Linked DNA regions of Homo sapiens: region 1 is linked to region 2. Evidence: chromatin loops called from intact Hi-C (ENCODE). Cell type or tissue: PC-3. All regions are shown on one strand. Links, peaks and the distances in the headings refer to the core of each region. The heading gives the core; the rest is flanking DNA. Region 1 overlaps VTCN1 (V-set domain containing T cell activation inhibitor 1). Region 2 has its middle 15 kb from the start of VTCN1.

Region 1 (5,387 bases), core at 158-5,157, 60 kb before region 2:
CCAGGTTATTTAGGGGTGTATGTCTGCTGCTTGAACCCCAACAGCTGGGTGGTAAGCCAAGGCCTTGGTGCCCAGCTGAGGAGCAGATGTCCCTGAGAACCTAAACATCCCAGAGAGTATCTGAGAACACACCAAGAAAAACAGTCTCATTGCAAACACACAGCAGGCAAAGAGCCAGAAAACCAGCTTAAAAGCAGCTTAGATATGGGAGATGGCACAGATCTCTAGGGCTGTCTTGCTGCCACCCAGGAGTGCCCTGTATGTAAGTCCTAATAAACTCATTTACTCACCAAACTGGACTTGTCTAAGTCATTCTTTGGTCTTTCAACAGCTTCCCAGTTCTGGCAGGGGGGTGGGGTTGCGGGGGCGATACGGGACACATGTTACAGTTCCAGGTTTTGTTTGTAACAATTATTAGGAGGCAGCATCCTGTGGCTTCAAAGGAGGCCTTTCCTGGTTGACCAGGAAATTGTGCAGTTCCTAGGAGGTGCTATATGAATGCGTTAATAATAGCAGATTTTTACTAAAAGCATTGATGGCATCAATATAAATAACAATGGCAGCTGTTTATCACACACAGGTGTGTGAGTGGACTCTCCTTTAATTCTCACAATGACCCTGCCTATTTTACCAATGAGGAAACATTTAAGTTGTATCCCAAAGGATATACAGTTAGTGTGAGCGCTGAGATTGGAATGGCTCTGATTCTGAGATTCTTCCATTATACAGAGCTGTTCAAAGTCAGAGGGTGCGTGATAGCGCAGGGACTGGGCTGGGTATGGTTAGGGGCCTTTCCATCACGTCTCCTTCCTTCTCGAAGGCTTATCCACAAGGGTTGTCCTTTAACCAGGGGCTGATTGGAACCCCTCAACCTCTCTTTCAAATGGTCCACCGCAAATGCATTTTATGTTTTCTGGGGTTTTTATTTAGAATTTGTAAGGAGGAGGATGGCTATGAGAAGGTGGCATATACAGCATCAGGAGAGTTACAAAGAAATAGAATTTCTTTCTGTATTGGGGAAAAGTTTTATGTTTTCAAAAGCTGTGGTCTCAGGAATCATGCCTGCAAGGCAAACCATAAAACACCCTTCTCCACTACAACTCTGTGTGAACGTTGTCATTGGTATGGGGTGATGGGTAGGAGTGTAGGTTCGGGAAACAAATTCCCAAGGCTTGAAATACAGCCATGCTCACTTGCTGACTGTTGTGTGTCCTTCCACACATTTCTCATCTCATCATAGTAATAACATCTACCTCCTATTTGTTGTGTGTAGTAAGGCAAATCATGCATGCAAAGTTATTTAGTACAGTGAAGTGCATGAAGAAAGGATTCAAAAGATATCATCATGATAAAGTTTAGATATTTGTCTTCACCCAAATCTCATGTTGAAATATAATCCCCAATTATATTATATTGGAGGAGGTGCCTGGTGGGAGGTGTGTGGGTCATTGGGGCAGATCCCTTATAAATGGCTTGGGTCATCCCCTTGGTGATAAGTGAGCTCTCAGGCCCTGAGTTCACATGAGATCTGGTCGTTTAAACTTATGTGGCACCTCCCCACCACTCTCTCTCCCTCTTGCTCCTGCTTTCGACATATGACATGACTGTTTCCCCTCGCCGTCCATCATGACTGAAAGCTCCCTGAGGCTTCACCAGAAGCCAGGCAGATTCCAGCACCATGCTTCCTGTAAAGCCTGCAGAATCGTGAGCCAATTAAACTTCTTTTCTTTATAAATTACCCAGTCTCAGGAATTTCTTTATAGCAGTGCAAGAACGGCCTAATACATATCATCATCTGCTTAACGCTATTTGCTTAATTTCAATGTCTTATATATTAAACCAGCTAATATTTTATTGAATTCATTTAAAATGTGATAATACGATCTCTGATAAAGGTTATAGTCCTTTTAATAGAGGCAATTGAAAAAATCCAACTAAACAGTATTAAACTAACAAACTGCCCATTTTATCCAAATAACCAGCTGTCACCCTGTGAAATGGGAAGGAGGCAGAACACCTTTTTATTGGCAGTAGTAGAGTTTTAAATTTTTGATGGTACATTACTGGATTGAGCAGACTGTTACTTCCATCTATTCACACCTCCATGCATCCATCCAACTGTCCATTCAAAAAGCACTTACGGAGCACCCTGTGCATTCAAGGAGCTGAGTACAGTTCTTGAGGTGGCTGTCGCTATGCAACAGGAAAAGATATAAGTAGCAAACCTCCTGACTAACACAGGGAAGTTATGATATTGTGAAAATTCTTGCTAGGAGAGTCAACACCACTAACAACCAAAAGATAAACAACTCTCTTAAGAGTTCTGATGCAAAGCCAGTGAGCCTTAGGTCCAAGAAAGTTTAGTCATCAAGATTTAGAGTGACAAATAAATACTAGGGTTTTAGTTGAAGGTGATGTATAAGATCAGGAATAGGGTAAATTATAATTAACAGTTAAGCCTTAGTGGCCTGGCGCGGTGGCTCACACCTGTAATCCCAGCACTTTGGAAGGCCGAGGCGGGTGGATCACAAGGTCAGGAGATCTAGACCATCCTGGCTACACATGGTGAAACCCTGTCCCTACTAAAAATACAAAAAAATTAGCCAGGTGTGGTGGTGCGCGCCTGTAATCCCAGCTACTCTGTCTCAAAAAAAAAAAAAAAGAAAGAAAAAGAAAAAAAGAGTTAAGCCTTAGTGAGGAAGGTACCAAAATGTACTTTAGCATTACTATCTTTAAAAGTTATTCCAAAATATTTGGTTTATCAGTCTATATTTTATTTCCTTATAAAGAATATATATGTAAATCAGAGAGCAGTGGCTCACACCTGTAATCCCAGCACTGTGGGAGGTCGAGGTGGGTGGATCACTTGAGGTCAGGAGTTCGAGACCAGTCTGGCTAACAGGGCAAAATCCCATCTCTACTAAAAGTACAAAAAATTAGCCAGGTGTGGTGGTGCACGTCTGTAATCCCAGCTACTCAGGAGACTGAGGCAGAAGAATAACCTGAAGCTGGGAGGCAGAGGCTGCAGTGAGCCGAGATTATGCCACTGTACTCCAGCCTGAGCGACAGAGCAAGACTGTCTCAAAAAAAAAAAAAAGAATATATATGTATGTAAACATAAAATGTATATATACATACATGACATTATATGCATTTTATGTTTTTATATATACATTTACAAATGTTTTTGTATGTCTGTACTGAAGTATACAAACATAAAAATCCACACATCATAACTGTACAGCTTGAAGAATGATTATAACTTTATTCCATGTAACCATCATCACACCAAGAAATAGAACCTTACTGCCCTCCCAGCAGTGCCCTCATGCCCCTCCTCACTGCTACCTGCTTACTTGTCCCCAAAGGTAATAAGAACCATTATTCTACCTTTGACCAGCAGAGATCCATTTGCCTGTTTTTGAACTTCATATGCATAGAATCATACAGAACTTACTCTTTTGTGCTCTTCTGTAGTTCCACATTATGTTTTGCATATGAAAATGTACTCAGTCTCTGTCACCAGGAAACAGAAATTAAAACCACAAAATTCCACAACACCCAGTATTGGTGAGGGTGTGGAGAGCTTGATCTCTCATGCATTGCTGGTGAAGAGTAGATTGACTCATCACTTTGGAAAATTGAATGGCAGTATCTACTAAAAGCTATTTATTGGCCTTTTGGACATACTCCTTGTGAGCTGCTTTTTTAAGCACTCACACTCCTTGTGAGCTGCTTTATTTTGAGACAGTAGAAAAAGAATTGAAAGATGGCCAAGTAAAGCAGGAAGAGGAATATTAATAAAGATAAAAGCCAAAATTAGTAAAATAGGAATACAGATCAGAGAAAATATAAATAAGCTAAAAGCTGGTTCTTTCAAAACTACTATAAAGCTAACAATACCTTATAAATCTATTTTAGTATATGAGAGAGAGAGAAAGAGAGAGCAGAAGAAAGAAAAAGAGAAAGAGAGAAGACTAGAGAGAAAGAAAGAGAGAAAAAAAACCGAAATTATGAACAGGAAAAGAAATAAATTAACATAGGAAATCAATATTAGAACGAAACAGGCTAGTGAATTCAGAAACAGATCAGAAACAGAAACATAGGAAATCAATATTACAATGAAACAGGCTAGTGATTTCAGAAACTTGGTTGAGAGAAAACAACCAAGATTATGAACAGGAAAAGAAATAAATTAACATAGGAAATTAGTATTAGAATGAAACAGGCTAGTGAATTCAGAAACAGATCCCCACACATTTGGATACGTGATTTACGACCATGACGGTACTGAAGGGAAGTGGGGGAAGGACAGTGTGTTCAGTAGTGGTGCTGGGTTTATTGGATACCATAAGGAAAAAATGAATCTTGACCCCTCTCTTGTACTACATATAAAATTAACTTGAGATGGTTTGCAGATATAAATGTGAAAGACAAAACAATAAAGCTTCTACAAGATAATCTAGAAGAACATCTTCACGACCTTGGAATAGGCAAAGATTTCTTAAACAGGTTACAAAAAGCTCCAAGTATAAAGAAAAGGATCAATAAAAATTAAAATTAAGAACTTCTGCTCATTGAAAAACATCATTAAGAGAGTAAAAAAGCAAAGTGTAGAGTAGAAGAGATTTGGTGATACCTGTAACTAGTTTGCATCCATGATAAAGAAGGAATTACCTACAAATCAAAAAGAGAAAGACAAATACCCCAATAGAAAAAAATGAATGGAAGATAAAATACACATGTTATTTACTTTTTTTATTTTTAATGTAGAGACAGGGTCTCTTTTTGTTGCCCAGGTTGGTCTTGAACCCTGGCCTTAAGCAGTACTCCCACCTCAGCCTCCCATAGTGCTGGGATTATAGGCGTGAACCACCACAACTGGCCTAAAAAATATATGATTGATGACAAAGAAAGTGGGGAAGGGATGAATGTCTTTTCTAGCAAACACAACTCTAGCAAGTTTTCTTAGCTTCGACTTTGTGACAGTATTGAGTGCCAGCATGTCTACACTGGAGAAGCATGGCAGAAAGGCCACTGGAATATAGAAAATAAAGTTACGGAGCTTTGGTCACAGACTGAGTTAAAATGAATGTGTTGGACTGAGTCAGGTGGTTTATGAAAAAAAGAGCAGACAATTTGCCTCAGAGAAGAAAACTGCCAGCCTTAACTCATTCAGTGTCAAAATTAAAGCAGCATCCATAAAAGATGCTTCAGAGCAGTGGCCTATGCAGAAGAGGAAAGTGAAGAGACTCTTCTGCAACTGACATTGGCTAGATACGTTCAGAAACTAACCATCTGTGCTACAGCGGTATCTGTTTCCTACATGGTACAGTAGTCATGACCAGTTGTCTCTTTACCTAAGACCCCTGTGTACAAAGACTTGA
Region 2 (5,387 bases), core at 262-5,261:
GGGGGGAAGGATAGCATTAGGAGATATACCTAATGTTAAATGACGAGTTAATGGGTGCAGCACACCAATATGGCACATGTATACATATGTAACTAACCTGCACATTGTGCATATGTACCCTAAAACTTAAAGTATAATAAAAAATAAAAAATAAAAAAATAAGGACACCATTCATATTGGATTTAGACCCACCCTAATGACCTCATTGTAACTTGAATACCTCTCTAAAGATCCTAACTCCAGGCTGGGCACAGTGACTCATGCCTGTAATTCCAGCACTTTGGAAGGCCAAGGTGGGCAGATCATGAGGTCAGGAGTTCTAGACCAGCCTGGCCAACATGGTGAAACCCCATCTCTACTAAAAATACAAAAATTAGCTGGGTGTGGTGGTGTGCACCTGTAATCCTAGCTACTGGGGAGGCTGAGGCAGGAGAATTGCTGGAACCTGGGAGGCAGAGGTTGTAGGGAGCCAAGATCATGCCATTGCACTCCAGCCTGGGTGACAGAGCAAGACTTTGTCTCAAAAAAAAAAAAAAAAAAATTCTAACTCTAAATGAAGTCACATTCTGAGGTACTAAAGGGGGATGTTTAGGACTCTAGTATATCTTTTTGGGAGGTGTGATGGACTGAATGTGTCCTTCCAAAATGCATATGTTGAAATCCTAATCCCTGATGTGATGGCATTGGGAGATGGGACCTCTGGGAGGTGATTAGATCATGAGGGAGGAGCCCTCATGAATGAGATTTAGTGCCTTTATAAAAGGGACCCCTGGCCAGACACGGTGGCTCATGCCTGTATTCCCAGCACTTTGAGAGGCTGAGGTGGGCAGATTACCTGAGGTCAGGAGTTCGAGACCACCCTGGCCAACAAGGGGAAACCTGGTCTCTACTAAAAAAATACAAAAATTAGCTGGTCGTGGTGGTGGGTGCCTATAATCCCAGCTATACGAGAGGATGAGGCAGGAGAATCATTTGAACCTGGGAGGCAGAGGTTGCAGTGAGCTGAGATCGCGCCATTGCACTCCAGCCTGGGCAGCAGAGCGAAACTCCATCTCAACAACAACAAGAACGACAACAAAAAGCTGGGAGACCCCGGAGAGCTCTCTCACCTTCTCTCTTCCATGTGAGGAAAAACAAAAGGTCAGCAGTCTGCATCCCAGAAGAGAGCCCTCACCACAACCTGACCATGTTGACACCCCGATCTTGAACTTTCAGCCTCAGAATTGTGAGAAATACATGTTGGCTGTTTAAACTACCCAGTTCATGGTACTCTATTAAAGCAGCCCAAATGGATTAAGATAGTGGGACACAGTTTGATCCTAATGTTCCCTGGAGGATTCCCACTTTCCTCCCTATCTCCACTCTGCTGCTCCTGACTGCACACATGCTCTCTGCTCTGAGCAGGATGCAAGATCTTGGAGAGAAAGGTTGGGTGTGGGGTTAATTTGGCTCTGAGACACATCATCACAGGCCAGTGATGATGTGCCGGCCTACCTGGTGAGATGGGCTCCCCAGCCTGCTTCTGGCTCCAGGTGTGTGCTTTTTCAAAGCTGCACATCAACAGAAAGGACGATGATGGAGGATGAAATGTTCCCAATATTTGCTGTCCCTAAGGTCTCGGGAGGATTGTACTTTGCTACCCTGTTGACAGCAGGATTGGTCATGTAACTTGCTTTAGCCAATGAAATATGAATGGGAGGGACATGGGCTATCTCCAAGAGGAGGCTGTGAGAGGCAGTGCATGCTTGGTTGTGCTTTCTCTCCCTCTGGGCGAGACTGGTAATGGAAGACTAGATGGAAGTGGTCCACTGGCCTGGGGCCTGGAGGAAGGTTCATATGGAACTGAGCTTATGCCAAACCATGATGGGCACATAGAATGAGCCAGAAATAAACCATGCTGTTAAAAGCCACTGAGATTTAAAAGTTGTTTGTTATTGGTCATAACTTTGCCAATCCCGAATGAAAAGACAACCTTCCCAAATAGAGGAGAACTAGGCTTTAGCTAAGAACATATATGTGGAGTGAACACAAAGGTGAATTCTAAATGGATCAAACTTTATATGTGATAAATGAAGCCGTAAAAGTACTAGAAGAAAATAGGAATTACCTTCATAAGCTGAGAGTGGGGAAGGGCTTTCTAATTATTATTCAAAACTCAGAACCTTTGAAGGAAAAGATTGCATTACAAACTGCATTACTTAAAAATTTCATACTTGATAGAAAAATAAACTAACACCACTATCACCAAGAAAAGAAATAAAAACCAAGCAAACAAATGTCATAAGTGTGGTAGATTGTTTGCAAAAATAGCCACAAAATTCCTTCCTTTTATTCACATCTTTGGTATTCCCTTCCCATCCTAACTCTAGCCTTGCCATATTACTTGCTTTAGCCACAGGGACAATAACAAATGTGATGCAAGTAGGGTCTTAAAGCACGTGGGCATTGGTGCTTGCTCTCTTGCTGTTTCCTGGAACCTGTGACCACCATACGAATACAGATGAACTGTCTCAGCGGAACCCAAACCATAGAATCTTGAGCAAACAAGTGACTGTTGCTTCTAGCCAAACAATTTTGGGATGGTTTGTACACAGAAAAAAATAACTGACGTAAGGAGCAAAATCAACATGAGAAAGTTATTTGCAACTCATACCACAAACAAAGGGCTTAGGTTTCTAATACACACTTTTCCCTATGTAAATTTCCTTCTTATAAAATATGAAAGCCCAACAACTCAGTAGAAAAATGGGCAAAGATTATGAACATACAGTTCACGGTGAAGAAAATACAAATAGTTGTTTAAATATATGGACATACGCTCAATCTCATTCATAGTAAGACAAATTCAGATTAAAACTCCCTCAAGATAGAATTCTTACCTGTCAGATTGGCAAAAATACAAGGGTTTGGTAACATGCTGAGCTGGTAAAGACATGAGGAAACAGGCACTCTCATACACTGTGGGTGGGAGTAAAACCTGATGGAGGACAATTTGGCAACAGCTATGAAAATTACAAATGCACAAATTGTTTCATCTAGTAACTGTATTTCTAGGAACTTATCCTACAGTGTACTCATATAGAAAGTGACATATGCACAAGGTTATTCAGTATTGTTTATATGCAAATGTTTATATGCAATATGCAGTATTGTTTATAATAGCAAAAGATTGGCAATGACCTAAATGCCCATCAATAGGAGAATGCAGGCTGGGCACGGTGGCTCATGCCTGTAATCCCAGCATTTTGGGAGGCCGATGTGGGTGGATCACCTGAGGTCAGGGGTTCGAGACCAGCCTGACCAACATGGAGAAACCCCATCTCTACTAAAAATACAAAATTAGCCGGGCATGGTGGCACATGCCTGTAATCCCAGCTACTCAGGAAGCTGAGGCAGGAGAATTGGTTAAACCCAGGAGGTGGAAGTTGTGATGAGCCAAGATTGCACCATTGCACTCCAGCCTGGGCAACAAGAGCAAAACTCTGTCTCAAAAAAAAAAAAAAAAAAAAAAAAAAAAAGGACTGCATGGATTGCAAAGTACTGTCACAAACACTACCAGAACAGAGACAGCCTCCCAATAATCCTGTGGGTAGGTAAAGGTGGTGTATAGTCATATAATGAAATACTATGCAACTGTGAAAAAAATATGGAAGCTGGAAGGTACTGATATGAAAAAATACCCAAGATGTGTTGGTAAAAAATGATGTAAATTGCAGAAGTACATATATATATATATACACACACACACACACACACACACACACATTTGGATTTGCTTCTATATGCATAAAGAGACCAGAAAAGGATACACAGAAAACTAGCATAGGAGTCACAGATTACCCATAGGATGTGGTGGAACAGGGCACATAATGGACAGAAGTGGGAGGGAGACTTTCCATCATGTAGCTTTTTGTATTTTTTTAATTTTTGAAACTTGTACTATCTATTCAAGAATTGAAATAATAAAATTAAATATTTAGGAAATAATGTGGATGTAAAAAGTTGACCACAGGCCATAAAGAAGCTGAGGCTCAGAGAGGTTAAGTGTCCCTGCTGCTCACTGACAGAGTCAGCTTCTGAACTCAGGTCTGTCTGACCCTAAAGCCAGGAACTTGGGAAAGTCAAGGCTTCTCTAAACCTCAGATTTCCCAAATTTAAAATGGGAATCAGAGTCATGCCACCTCTACCTACCCACAGGATTATTGGGAGGCTATCTCTGTTGAGGTAGTGTTTGTGAGAATGTTTTGCAAACCATGTGGGGCTCTAACACCAGAAGCTCAATCAATTTCCACATAGTACATGATGTAAACTGTTTTTCTGGTCTCACTATTGCCAGCATAAAGGGCTGGGTACTTTACATATAGTATAACTTGATCTAATCCTCTTTCAGACTCTGGGGATGAAACGTTTTATTCCCATTTTAGAGATGAGGAAATTGAGACTCAGAAAGGTTTACTAATTTAGTTAGTGTGTGACACAAGTGGGATTTGAGTCCAAGTTTGTTTGACGCTGACGCTATTGTCTCTCAGTTATTGGAGGGGGTTATCCTACTCAGTCCTCAGGAGTGGGTTCCTCAATGCCTGATGGGCACAGAAATTCATCCCCATTTGTAGACTTGCTCATGCAATGCTTCCAGTGGATGGCCTCCTTTTCTTTTCTTCTTCTTTTTTTTTTTTTTTTGAGAGGGAATCTCGCTCTGTCGCCCAGGCTGGAGTGCAGTGGCATGATCTCGGCTTACTGCAACTTCCGTCTCCCAGGTTCAAGTGATTCTCCTTCCTCAGCCTCCCAAGTAGCTGGGATTACAGGTGCCCACCACCATGCCTGCCTAATTTTTGTATTTTTAGTAGAGATGGGGTTTCACCGTGTTGGCCAGGCTGGTCTCGAACCCCTGACCTCAGGTGATCCACCCGCCTCAGCCTCCCAAAGTGCTGGGATTATAGGCGTGAACCACCGCGTCCGGCCTGGCCTACTTTTCTTCTCTCTCCCTTCCCAAATGTTGCTGGTCCTTGCAAGCCCATATCAAATCCAACTTTTCATTTGCAGACTTTCATGACCACACCCTTAGCAATGACTTCTTCCTTCTTCATTATCCTTTTGTGTCTATATGCTTATTTCCTTAAATAATATTTACCTCCTCATGGTGAGAAACTTTATTCATCTTTGTAAATGAAATAAGGTATATAAAAGGCCTAGCTCAGAGTTTGGTACACAGAAAACAATACTCAACAAATGGTGGTTCTGTCGGTCTCCCTCACAGCCCCTAACATAATGCCTTGTCCCTGGTAGCCGCTCCACAAATGATTGCTTATTAAAAGCATAGCTGTCTTCAGTGACCATGGGACACACAATAGAGAGGGAGAACTTAGCTTGGGGAGGCAAACTTCCAG

Evidence for each region. A loop is a pair of places that touch in the nucleus more often than their neighbours do. Peaks named below come from ENCODE experiments on the same cell type or tissue, not always from the same donor. Only the 100,000 strongest peaks of a DNase experiment are listed, where the experiment ranks them.
Region 1: a loop joins it to region 2, with 2.7 times the contacts of the local background. A loop is called at or near these places in 1 of 110 quality-filtered maps.

Annotation. Positions count from the first base shown.
Region 1 is chr1:117,164,008-117,169,394 of GRCh38, forward strand. The region is part of intron 2 of VTCN1 (V-set domain containing T cell activation inhibitor 1); the gene reads right to left. Among named protein-coding and RNA genes, the nearest start is that of VTCN1, 44 kb to the right of the region's middle. In PC-3, for the core only: no CTCF peak of the experiment used is centred there; a DNase peak (open chromatin) is centred at 2,264; H3K27ac peaks cover 1,548 bases.
Region 2 is chr1:117,223,615-117,229,001 of GRCh38, forward strand. No RefSeq gene overlaps it. Among named protein-coding and RNA genes, the nearest start is that of VTCN1, 15 kb to the left of the region's middle. In PC-3, for the core only: no CTCF peak of the experiment used is centred there; a DNase peak (open chromatin) is centred at 2,487; H3K4me3 peaks cover 430 bases; H3K27ac peaks cover 2,092 bases.